Linked DNA regions of Homo sapiens: region 2 is linked to region 1. The links are chromatin loops, found by intact Hi-C in ENCODE. Cell type or tissue: ascending aorta. All regions are shown on one strand. Each heading gives the region's core, and the rest is flanking DNA. Links, peaks and the distances in the headings are about the cores only.

Region 1 (5,378 bases), core at 51-5,050:
TCCTGGCACTATTGTGAAGATTAAACGAGCTAACACTTGTGTAGGAGTTGGCGCCGTGCCCAGCACAGTAAACACTCACATCAAGCTCAGTTTGGGCAGCTGCTGCCCCCAAATACTCTGATCACCTGTCGGAGGGTCCGAAGGGGCAGGGGAAGGCAGGCACTCTCATCCATGATCTTTAAGACCCTCAGCCCCTGAATGACCCTGAACCGGAGCCGGGGGTGGAGAAGAGGCAATTTTCCGACTTTGGGTCAGGACTGCCAAAGCCAATTAGGGAAGTCAGACGGGCGGCAGCCTCCAGCACCCAAGCAAACCGATGTGGCAGCCAGCGGAGGGGCCAGCTCACTCTGACCTTAAACCCAAACGCTCCTGCCCACATCTGCAGCTAAATAAACCAAGTAAATCATGCTGGCAGATAGATAATTAAATAATTATCAGGCACTTAATAACAAGGAGTGGGTGTTCTGAATTACCATATTAGACAGTGTCTTTGAGGACTAATTGTTGCATTACATCAGAGTTACTCATTCATTATTCTTGTCATTTCGGGTGATAATTTGCACTTTAGGAGACAGCGACAATTTTAGCAGGCAATTAGAGACGTGTCAGGCCTGGCCCCGTGAGTTACTGTCACAATTATTGCCTTTTTTTCCAGGGTCCTCATTTGCAGTCGTGTATTTAAGGGGATTTGGGTAATTCCAGGCCTGGGCAAAACAACCAACCCACGGGATAGCGGCAGGGTGAGGACACAGCAGCCGCCACCATTGGAGCAAGGAAGGGGCGGCTTTCCCAGAAGTGGTGGTGCGGAGCTCGGGCCAGCAGGCAGAGCTGAGCAGGGCTGTCGGAGCCACATCCAGTCACTGAAAACGAGAGTTCTACCTCCCAAGTAGTTCGTGATGCTGTCTGTTCCTCTCTTGGCTTCTTGCCACCCACTCAACCTAGGCTTTTGTTACTGCTTACCTGAACCTTTGCGATGAGTTCTTCCCAGGCCCTGGGGAGGCAGAAAGGAGGAGAGAATGAGAAGGGAGAACAGAGAAGAGGAGAGGGGAAGGAGTAAAAGAGAGGAAGGAAAAAAGATGTAGAAATCGTGTTTTTAACTTTCTGTCTTTGATGATGCTTGGGAATTGTGGAGGTCTTGAGGATCCAAGGAGGGAGTGCCCCTCCCAGGGTTAGGTAATTCCTAGAGGTAGCAAACCACTTCTCTTCTGAGCAAGCCTTTGATATGCAAACCAACCAATCCTGAGTCTTTTTTTCAACCTCCTGCCTTCCAGGACGCTATCCCCCTGTTCCAAATCACCCCAGGACCAGGAACCAGACAACTAGGGACTGCCCCTATAGCCCAGAGTCAGCCGAAATTATTCAAAATGGCCAATGCTAAGTCTGCCTACCCTGGCTCACCTGTTCTTTCCAGTAAAACCCATGATATTGTTATCATTAGTATTATTACTGTTTTTGAGACAAGGTCTCACTCTGTCTCCCAGGCTGGAGTACAGTGGCACAATCTTGGCTCACTGAAACCTGTGCCTCCCAGGCTCAAAAGATCCTCCCACTTCAGCCTCCCAAATAGCTGGGAGGACAGCGTGCACCACCGTGCCAGGCTAATTTTTTGTACTTCTTGTAGAGGCTGGGTTTCACCATGTTGCCCAGGCTAGTCTCGAACTCCTGGGCTCAAGAGATCTGCCTGCCTCGGCCTCCCAAAGTGCTGGGATTATAGGTGTGAGCCACCATGCCCAGCCTATTATTATTATTATTATTTTATTTTGGCTACCATTAACTGAGAAAACAAAATCCATGATAAAGGCCCTGGCCTATGCTTTCCCTGGCTGCTTCTGCCCTGTGTAACGTGTTACGCCCCCTCCTCTTGGGAACTGTGAGTAATAAACTATCTTTTCAATAGCAGTCGTCTTCCTGCTGTGTGGGTCTCACCTAAATAAAAACAAAATCCTGTGTGCAAAATAGAAAAGAGTATAGGAAACAAGAGAAGAGAATAGAAGAAGGAAGAGAAAAATGAAAGAAAAGAAAGAAGAGAGGGAGATGGAGAGAGAAATAAGAGAGAAAAGGGAACGGGAGAAAAAAGTTTGAAAGAAGGAGAGAGAAGACTGGAGAAAATGAAGAGGGAGAGAGATGAGAAAAGGGAAAAATCAATGTGGAAAGGAAGGAAAGGGAGAGGGAGAAGAAAGAGATGGGGGAGAAGTGGAGGAAGAAGGGGAAGACTGGAGGGAAGTTTGCATGTGAAAGTTATATATGAAACCAACATTTTTTTTTCCATTGCTTGGAGTGTTTACTTTTCAGTGAAATCCAGTGTCTGGGTTCATTTACCCACAGCTGACTCACTTGACCCTGGGCAACTTCAGAACAGACACCACGAATCAATGACTCAGAATAGGCTCTCAGAAAATATTTTTAACTGGCTCCACAGTGTGAATCAAGAAAAATAAAGCACGATTAAATACAAACGTGAAACTCCACAGAAAGAGAAGAGTTTCAGCTTCAAAGCAATGACTTCTTAGCTCTGTTCTTAGCAATTAGACAGGAAGAGACTGCAGTGGCTGAACTGGGCCTCCTTTTTCCTTGGCTTAGACTTGGAAGGAATTATCGGTTCAGAATGCATGCTGCCAGGAGAGAGGGCAGCTGCTGGAGGAATGTGTGGCCCAGTAACAGTCAGAGGTAGTAAAACTCCGTGCCTCAGAATGTAGGCCTGGAGTCTCAGCTCCACTACTTATTAGCTGTGTGACCTTGGGCAAGTCACATTTCTGAAATCATAATTTTCTCATCTCAAGGTTGATGTGCTAGTGGGCTTTGCTGAGCTTTATAACAAAATCAAGTCTATAAAGAATTATGGGCCAGGCACTGTGGCTCACACCTGTAATACTACACTTTGGGAAGCCAAGGTGGGGGGATCGCTTGAGGCCAGGAGTTTGAAACCAGCCTGGGCAGCATAGTGAGACTCCCATCTCTACAAAAACTAGAAAAACTAGCTGGGTGTGGTGACGAGCACCTGTAGTGCCAGACACTTGGGAGGCTGAGGGGGAAGATCTCTTGAGCCCAGGAGTTGGAGGCTGCAGTGAGCTCTGACTGAACCATTGCACTCCAACCTGGGTGGCAGAGTGAGACCTTTACTCTCCACTAAAAAAATGCATAGGACCTGATGCAAAGAAAGTGTTTCTGGGTAAGTGGGAGCTACTGTTTTATTATTATTATTTTAAATTTGATTTAGTGTATGGTTATCTGTCCCTGTGTGGCTTTGATCTGAACCCACCATCTCCCTGGTCCTATCGGGTTAGAAGGTGATTCTGGTGTTTGGGCTGGTTCCCTCTGGCACTGGAACTGGCCCTTCCTAAGATGGTTCCTCTGAGGGTTAGGATTTTCCCTTGACCTCACTCCTTGGGGCATGCTACCCCAAACGTCGCAAGTCCACTCCCTGGCTGGGAAGCAGAAGGAAGGGCCATCTACAACATGCACTCAGCATCCACTGCATGCCAAGCCTCATGCCAACCACATAACATTCATCACTTTATTAAGCCTCACAGTAGCCTCTGAAGTAGGGGCAAGTAATCCATTCCCATTTTACACATGAGACAGGCAAAGAGAGGTAGAATAGGTTCTTTAGGGTGATACAGCCACTCAGTGGCAGAGTCAAGATTTGAGCCTGACTCAGGATCTTTTTGCAGTCTTCCCTGTCTCCTAAGATGCAATATCATTACCTGATGTGGTCACCCCACAGGTGAAAAACTCTAACAGTGCTTTGAACCCATTTCTGCAGCAAGAGTTGGCTTCATACGCAAAATGGGTTTTTCCCAAATGTGTAAAAAATTATATTTGAAGAAAACCACAAACGATTATGTAAAAAGTAAAAGTGACTGTGGACATTGCATTTTAAGGATAAGTATAACATATATAAATCTATGTGTGTATATATATACACACACACACACATACATCCTACACGCACGCACGCACACATATATGCATAAGCTAAATGGAGTTAATTAAGTTAAAACCACAGTAAATCTGACAGATTCATATTAACACGATGGTCAAAACTGTAGGAAATATAGTATTTTGAAAAAGAATAAATCCAGCCAATTACAGATTTATGTTGACGCCAGCACAGTTACCACCGTTTTACAATAATCATTGATCAATCAACGTTTTATGACAAAACTATAATTTTCACGTGTTTCACCCTCACCTAAAAGTTTCCTCGTTTGCTTAATTCCCGGAATGTGATTCCATAAATCTTTCTCTTTGCGATATTAAGTAGATAATAAGAATGCCATGTAAGATTTGCTTATGGTTTAAACCACAGTTGCAAATGATTTATAATTAGGGCCAAATCTAAGACAAAACATTATTAAAGTCAAAACCTGCTGTAAATTGGTGCGGTTGGCTTGGGCATTTAGGAATTTATCGGGGTTTGATGCCAGTATTTCCTCTGGTGATTTCCAAGGGGTCTGCTGACACCAAGGGGAGATATTTATGATTAAGGGAAAGCTGCAGAACTACCGGGGTGTCCCTGGTGGCATCAGCCAAGGGGACTGCCAGGCCTGACTCCGTGTGTCATCATCAAAGGCAAAACCCTCAGTGTGGGTCTCTCTAGGCATGTCAGCCAACACTGAGGTGCTCAGAGTCCACCCTGCTCTTCCCACGGGCCGATCTCCTTGGAGTTTTCAGCTGAAGAAGTTTCTTGGAACAAATCAGACCATGAGAGTGTCACTTGTGCAACATGTGTTTATTGAGCACCTACTATGTGCAAGGTCTTGGGGATACAGTGGTTAACTAATGAAGCAAATATCTCTGCTCTCATAGTGTTGTGGAGAAGAGACTTAATCCTCTACACATAGGAGGTAAGGCAGAGGCCAATGTAGGTGGGAGGCCCTGGAGAGATGCGGGTAATGGGGGAGAGGGAAGCAGGTAGGAAGTGGGAGAGAAGCTAGACTGTTGGAGAGTGGGAAGGGAGGCTGGTGGGAGGTGAGGGGGAAGTTACAGGGATACAGGGGAGGCTGGTAAGGGGTGGGAGGGAGGATGTAGAGTCCATTTAAAATAAAGTTGTCAAGGAAGGCCCCCTGGAGGAGGAGGTGGTTCCTTTGTTTTAGGGGTGGAGGAGTGAGCCAGGGTCTGTCTAGGGAAAGAGCATTGGTAGATCTCTTTCTGAGGAGGAGAGATCAGTAAATGCAGAGGCTGTGAGAAGACAGCATCCCAGCACACATAAGTAACAGGGAAGAGCCCAGTGTGACTGCAGAAGAGTGAGCGATGGGGAGATCGGGGAGTGGAGTCAGGGCTCAGGCCATGCGCTGCCAAGACCTTGGATTTCTGGTGATGGGGAGGCCATAGGGGAGGGTTGAACCAGGTGGTGACCTACTCAGATAGACATTTCA
Region 2 (5,378 bases), core at 258-5,257, 86 kb after region 1:
CTCTCTGACCCCTAAACTTAGAAAATACGAGTGAAGGGAAGAAACAGAGTTGGGGAGATGTCTGAGCAAACCAATTCTAAATTTTACAAGAGCACAAGATAGCCACAATTATTTCATCACACTCTAGCTCAGCTGAAGCTCCAGGCTGAGAGGTTAGAGGCTGGAGAATGAGGATATTAGGATTGATGGAGCAGTAGGCTTTGCAAAGATATGTGCCCCTCCTGGGCCATCTGCAGAGTTCTGGGACATCCCCTTGGGAGCACCTCTGAGCTCAAAGCCAGATGCTCCCCCTTTTCCTTTTATCCTAACCAGGTTTCACAAGAACAGATCCTATTGATCCCCAGTAGTAGCAGATTCTCTTTGTAGGAGTTCTCTGGGCAAGAAAAATCAGGCAGACCATAGGGAATAATCAGCCAGGAGGTATCTGGTCTAGCCACCTACCCTACCTCAATCCCATCCTCCATCTACTCCGAGGCTTGGGGCCCCTGAGCCCTCATCCCCAAAAGCTGGAGGAATCTTTCTTCCTTGACAATGCTGGGGACAGAGTCTGCATTAGACAAATCAACAAGGCCATCTCAGAAGAGACCAAATAGGAAATAAGAGGCCCCATTGCCTAATGGGACTTATCAATTATGATCTAGGGCCATATTTCTTTGAGGGGTGATTGTTTCACGGAGTCTGACATCTCATATAGCTTTAAATTACTCACAACCGGGATGGCTTACAAGATAGCAGTAAAATCAGGAGAGGATTGGGCAATGTAATTATAGTATGGAAATGATGTTGATCACTCAAGCAGGGAGCAGACCTTGAATAGAAAACCCTGCTCTGTCTCCCCACCCCCTGCCTTCCACAGCTCCCACTGGAGCTTTAGCCACCACATCCAGGAAACCGGGAGGTAACCTCCTTCCTACTTGGAAGCTGGAAGGTGGCCAGGTCCCTATGTAGAGTATAATGAGGTGTGGGGCTGGTGTGGACCAAGGGATCAGGACCAAGGGCAGATCCCATGGGACCCATTATCAGGTTAATGGGAAAATCTGAGTCGGCAGGGCTAACCCATTACGCTAGTTTACGAAGGTAACAATTTCCCAAACGGTTAATATGTGCGAAGAACTATATTAGGATCTGAAATTTTATACATATCCTTCCTTCCTCCCTCCTTCCCTTTCTTCCTTCCTTTCTCCCACCCACCCTTTCTTTCATCCATTCATCTATCCATTATCCATCCACTCTGAAATACTTCATTTCATTTTTAATTCCCCTCCTCCTTCCTTCCTTTATCCCGCCCATCCTTCCTTTCTTTCATCCATTCATCCATTCATGTATCCATCATCCACCCATCTGTTATGAAACTATTAAATCCATCCTTTCTTTCTTCCTCCCTCTCTCCCTTCCTTCCTTCCTTCCTTTTATCTACTCATTTACTGAGTACCACCTCCATGCCAGAAAATATGTAAGGCTTTCAAGGATACAGAGATGGATTATTTCAACTATTCAGTGAGCATATACTATGTGCAAACATTGTGCTAGCATCCAGATAAGGAAAAACTCATTATTCCTATTATTCCTCAAATACTTACGGATAATTGACAAGTTTGTAGGACTACTCACTGCTCATCAAATCAATTTCTTTTTTTTCCTGAGCACACAGTTTAAGCTACATCTCCCAGCCTTCCCTGCAGTGAGGTCTGGCCATGTGACTGAATTCTAACCAAAGAAACTTGAGCAGAAGTGATGTGGGCTAGTCCCTGGCTTAGCCACAAAATCATCCTACTCTTTCTCCAACCTGCCAGCTGGGCTTCAGCACCCAGTGTGACCCTAGAAGGCCACTTGTCGAAACTTGCAGGATCATCAGGAGCCTGGGTTCTTGAATGAACAAGTGGAACAGAGCTTCTCTCTCACTCCTGATCCTCTGCTGCCCTGAACCTGCATTGCATCATCAGGTAAATAAGATAAACCTGTGCTTTTTGGGCTGAAGGGGCATGGGTATTGTCAGTTGCAGTAGTCAGCTACACTCTATACCAGGTGCCGGGAATGTAAACATACATGCAAACCTTTCCTTGGCACCTACTGTGGTCCAGGCAGCATACTGAGTGCCCGGAATGTGGAGCACAGCTCATTCATTCAAACACTTATTGTTCTAGGCTCTGGGGCTATGGAGACAGATAAATAGCAATTAATTGGTCATTTTCACAAACATTCATTAGGTAATTAGTATGTCCTAGTCTTGGAGTTAAACACTGGGGGCACAGAGGACAATTTATTCAATCATGGATTAAGTTTCCTACCACGTGCTGGACACTAGGTTAAGCATTAGGGAATCGAAGATAGACAAGACTCCTGTCCTCAAGGCATTCACCATTTGGTGGAAGAGCCACATCACATCCTGGTGGTGTAAGTACAGAAAGTGTTCAAATAGAACTTTTTATGAGGTTGTGTGGTAACCCAGGAAATGATCTCTACTTGGAGCTGAGAAAGAAGAGGTGGGAGCAGGGAAGATTTCAATAAGTGGTGGTTTTATATCTGGGCAGATAATAGGTGGAAGGGAAATCCAGGCAGAGGACACAGCATGTACTAAGGAGGTGTGTCCTGGGATCAATGAGTTCTGCGTGACCGGAGCTCAGAGACAGGTGGCAAGGACAGAAGCAGGTGAACAGGGTGGCAGCCTGACTCCAGGGCAGATGCTCTTCTCTTTCTCCCTGCAGTGTTTGTGTGATTGGAGCTAGCAGGGGTCAGAGGCTAAGACTGACTCCACCTCTGGCTGAGGTGGGAGTAGACATTCTGTCTTATGCCTCTCCCACTTCCAAGGACGGCGGCTGTTTTGTTTCTCCTTTTTAAACAATACCTTTTACGGGAGCGCGAGCTCTTAATGTTATCCCACTAATATTATCTCCATTTTATGAATGAGCAAACTGATTATCAGAGAGGTAAATTACTCACTCAAATCACACAGCTGTCTGATCCCAGGGTTGGCACTTAAATGTCCAAGTGAGATCACATTCACGATGTGCTCGTGGCCCTTGCAGAGTAAGAAACAAGTTTCCAGCCCCAACAAAGATGCAGAGGCTCTGAAAGTCTCTGGGGGTGATTGACTATATTTGGCAGAGGCCAAGGAGCTTCTCCTCCCAAACACTAAACAGAACTGGCTCCACATGGAGCTGGTGTGTGTGTGTGTGTATGTGCGTGCAGTTAGGGGTATAAGGGTGGGGGAGTCCTAGCTGAGCCAGGACCAGCCCGAGCTATGCCGGGAAGGAATAAATCTCTCTCTGAGCCAACATTAATATAAGCTTGGCAGGTTCTGGGCAGGCCCCCGGTTGATTATGCCAATGGACACTGGGGAGGGGAAGATTAAGCTGCCGGAGGGTGGTGTGAATGCATATCACACAGGGTAATGCCTTGAAAATATATAGCATCTAAGCAGGCAGACAACTGAAGGCAGGGTAAAGGAGGATGGTGGGAGGTGGGGGATGGCATCTGTTTGCAATTATGATGACCAGAACCCACTGAACAAGGCTGAGGAATAAGATACCTAGGGTACCTACTTTAAGTGAGTTGCAGGAGAGCCAATTCTAAATTCATTACATGTTTACTGGGCACCTACTCAGTGCCAGGCACTAGGGGTAAAGGAGTGAATAGCCAGACACAGCCCTGCCCTCATGGAACTCATAGACCTAAGTAAGCCATCATGCCAATTGGATACATGTAACTGCAAAATGTGCATTAAGGAAGAGGGCAGAGAACAGTGAGGGCCTGTAGCAGCTTAGGTGGAGATCAGGGAGGTCTACCTGGAAGAGATGACATTTGAAAGGAGAGCTGGCCGGGTGCGGTGGCTCAGGCCTGTAATCCCAGCATTTTGGGAGGCCAAGGTGGGTGGATCACTTGAGGTCAGGAGTTCAAGACCAGCCTGGCCAACATGGTGAAACCCTGTCTCTACTAAAAATACAAAAAATTAGCTGGGCGTGGTGGCAGGCGCCTGTTAAGCCCAGCTACTTGGGAGACTGAGGCAGAAGAATCGCTTGAACCCAGTAGGCAGAGGTTGCAGTGAGTCGAGATCACACCACTGCACTCCAGCCTGGGCAACAGAATGAGACTCCGTCTAAAAAAAAAAAAAAAAAGCAAGTGTATTGGGGTTAATTGGTTCATTTTATCCCAGCACATCTGTGAGGGAATTTGACAAAGGTCATGAGGCTCAGCCCAGAATTTGAGAGCCATGGACAGCCATGTCCTAGAGAAAGAGCATGATGACCTGCATAGGAGTCTGGCTTGGAGATAGCTAATGGGAAAGATCTGAAAAGGCCAAGGGTCTATGGAGAGCCAGAGACCTCAAGACAGCATAGCAGAGCAGGTCACAGAGTAGGCTTCTTATCCCAGGGCTTTGGAGGCTAAGAAGCTGCCTTGAGCACTCATCAGCTGGAAATTCAAAAAGAAAATAACAAAAACCAAAATAAAATTTAAGATTATTTCCTTTGGAAACATCTTCTCACCTCAAGTTTGGAACGAGTGGTCTAATCTATTTGTCATGTATTAGTATGGTCATATTCAGCCAACATAGTGGTAATTATGGTAATAATGGATACCGGTAACAATAATTCATTCATTTGGTGAACAAATGAGAACTTACTATAGGACCAACACTAAACTAACAACTGGGAATAGATTGGCAGAGACTGGGATGAAGTCTGCTTCCATGGAGCCTGCTGTTTTGTCTAGGGTAATATTAACTACCCTTAGTTGAGAGTCTGCTAGGCACCATCTAAACAAGATGTGCCATGTCCCCATCCCCTTCCTTAACCTCCCAGCCACCCTCTGGAGATGGCACTCACAGCAGACATTGTTGGTCCCTGTTCAAATCCTCTTTGCCTGGTCGGTGCACCCAGCCCTGAGCTACTATGAGTGTTGGTTGCTGACTCCTCTCCCTGCTTCCCAAGATTGGCTCTAGAACTACCTTGCTCAGAAATGCCTGAGAAGTTAGGCACACTCAGGGATTGTCTGTAGTCAGTGACTAATATAGGAGCTCCCCTGTCTTCCTGGAGGGCAATATTTTGGTGTCATTCATGGTCCACAGCTCCCAGGAATCAGGCAGAGGTGAGCACTGAATTGAAACCACTACTTTGCCTGGCTTCTTCCCCTTCTCTGTTCAGTTCCCCTCATCTTTACAAGTTTTTCTCCTGAGAGCTCTCCCAAAAGAAATCTCTTGCATAAGAGTCACCAGAGCCTCAGGGACAGGACTAGGGTGAGGCAGAAGAGGCACTCAGGGCACAAAATGTAAGGAGGCTTCTACTTTCAGGGGTTGGCTTTGCACCTGTATGTGCCGGAGAGTGAGGGTTTCTTTAAATTTTGTACCCTGTGCACCTCACTTGCCATCTAAACAAGATGCG

The links. A loop is a pair of places that touch in the nucleus more often than their neighbours do. Peaks named below come from ENCODE experiments on the same cell type or tissue, not always from the same donor. Only the 100,000 strongest peaks of a DNase experiment are listed, where the experiment ranks them.
Region 2: it touches region 1 in a loop (1.8-fold over the local background); 4 of 110 quality-filtered maps call a loop at or near these places.

The regions. Positions count from the first base shown.
Region 1 is chr22:26,892,684-26,898,061 of GRCh38, forward strand. No RefSeq gene overlaps it. Among named protein-coding and RNA genes, the nearest start is that of LINC01422, 7.9 kb to the right of the region's middle. In ascending aorta, for the core only: no CTCF peak of the experiment used is centred there; DNase peaks (open chromatin) are centred at 284, 2,334 and 2,651; H3K27ac peaks cover 3,759 bases.
Region 2 is chr22:26,978,522-26,983,899 of GRCh38, forward strand. No RefSeq gene overlaps it. Among named protein-coding and RNA genes, the nearest start is that of LINC01422, 78 kb to the left of the region's middle. In ascending aorta, for the core only: no CTCF peak of the experiment used is centred there; a DNase peak (open chromatin) is centred at 3,200; H3K4me3 peaks cover 560 bases; H3K27ac peaks cover 1,641 bases.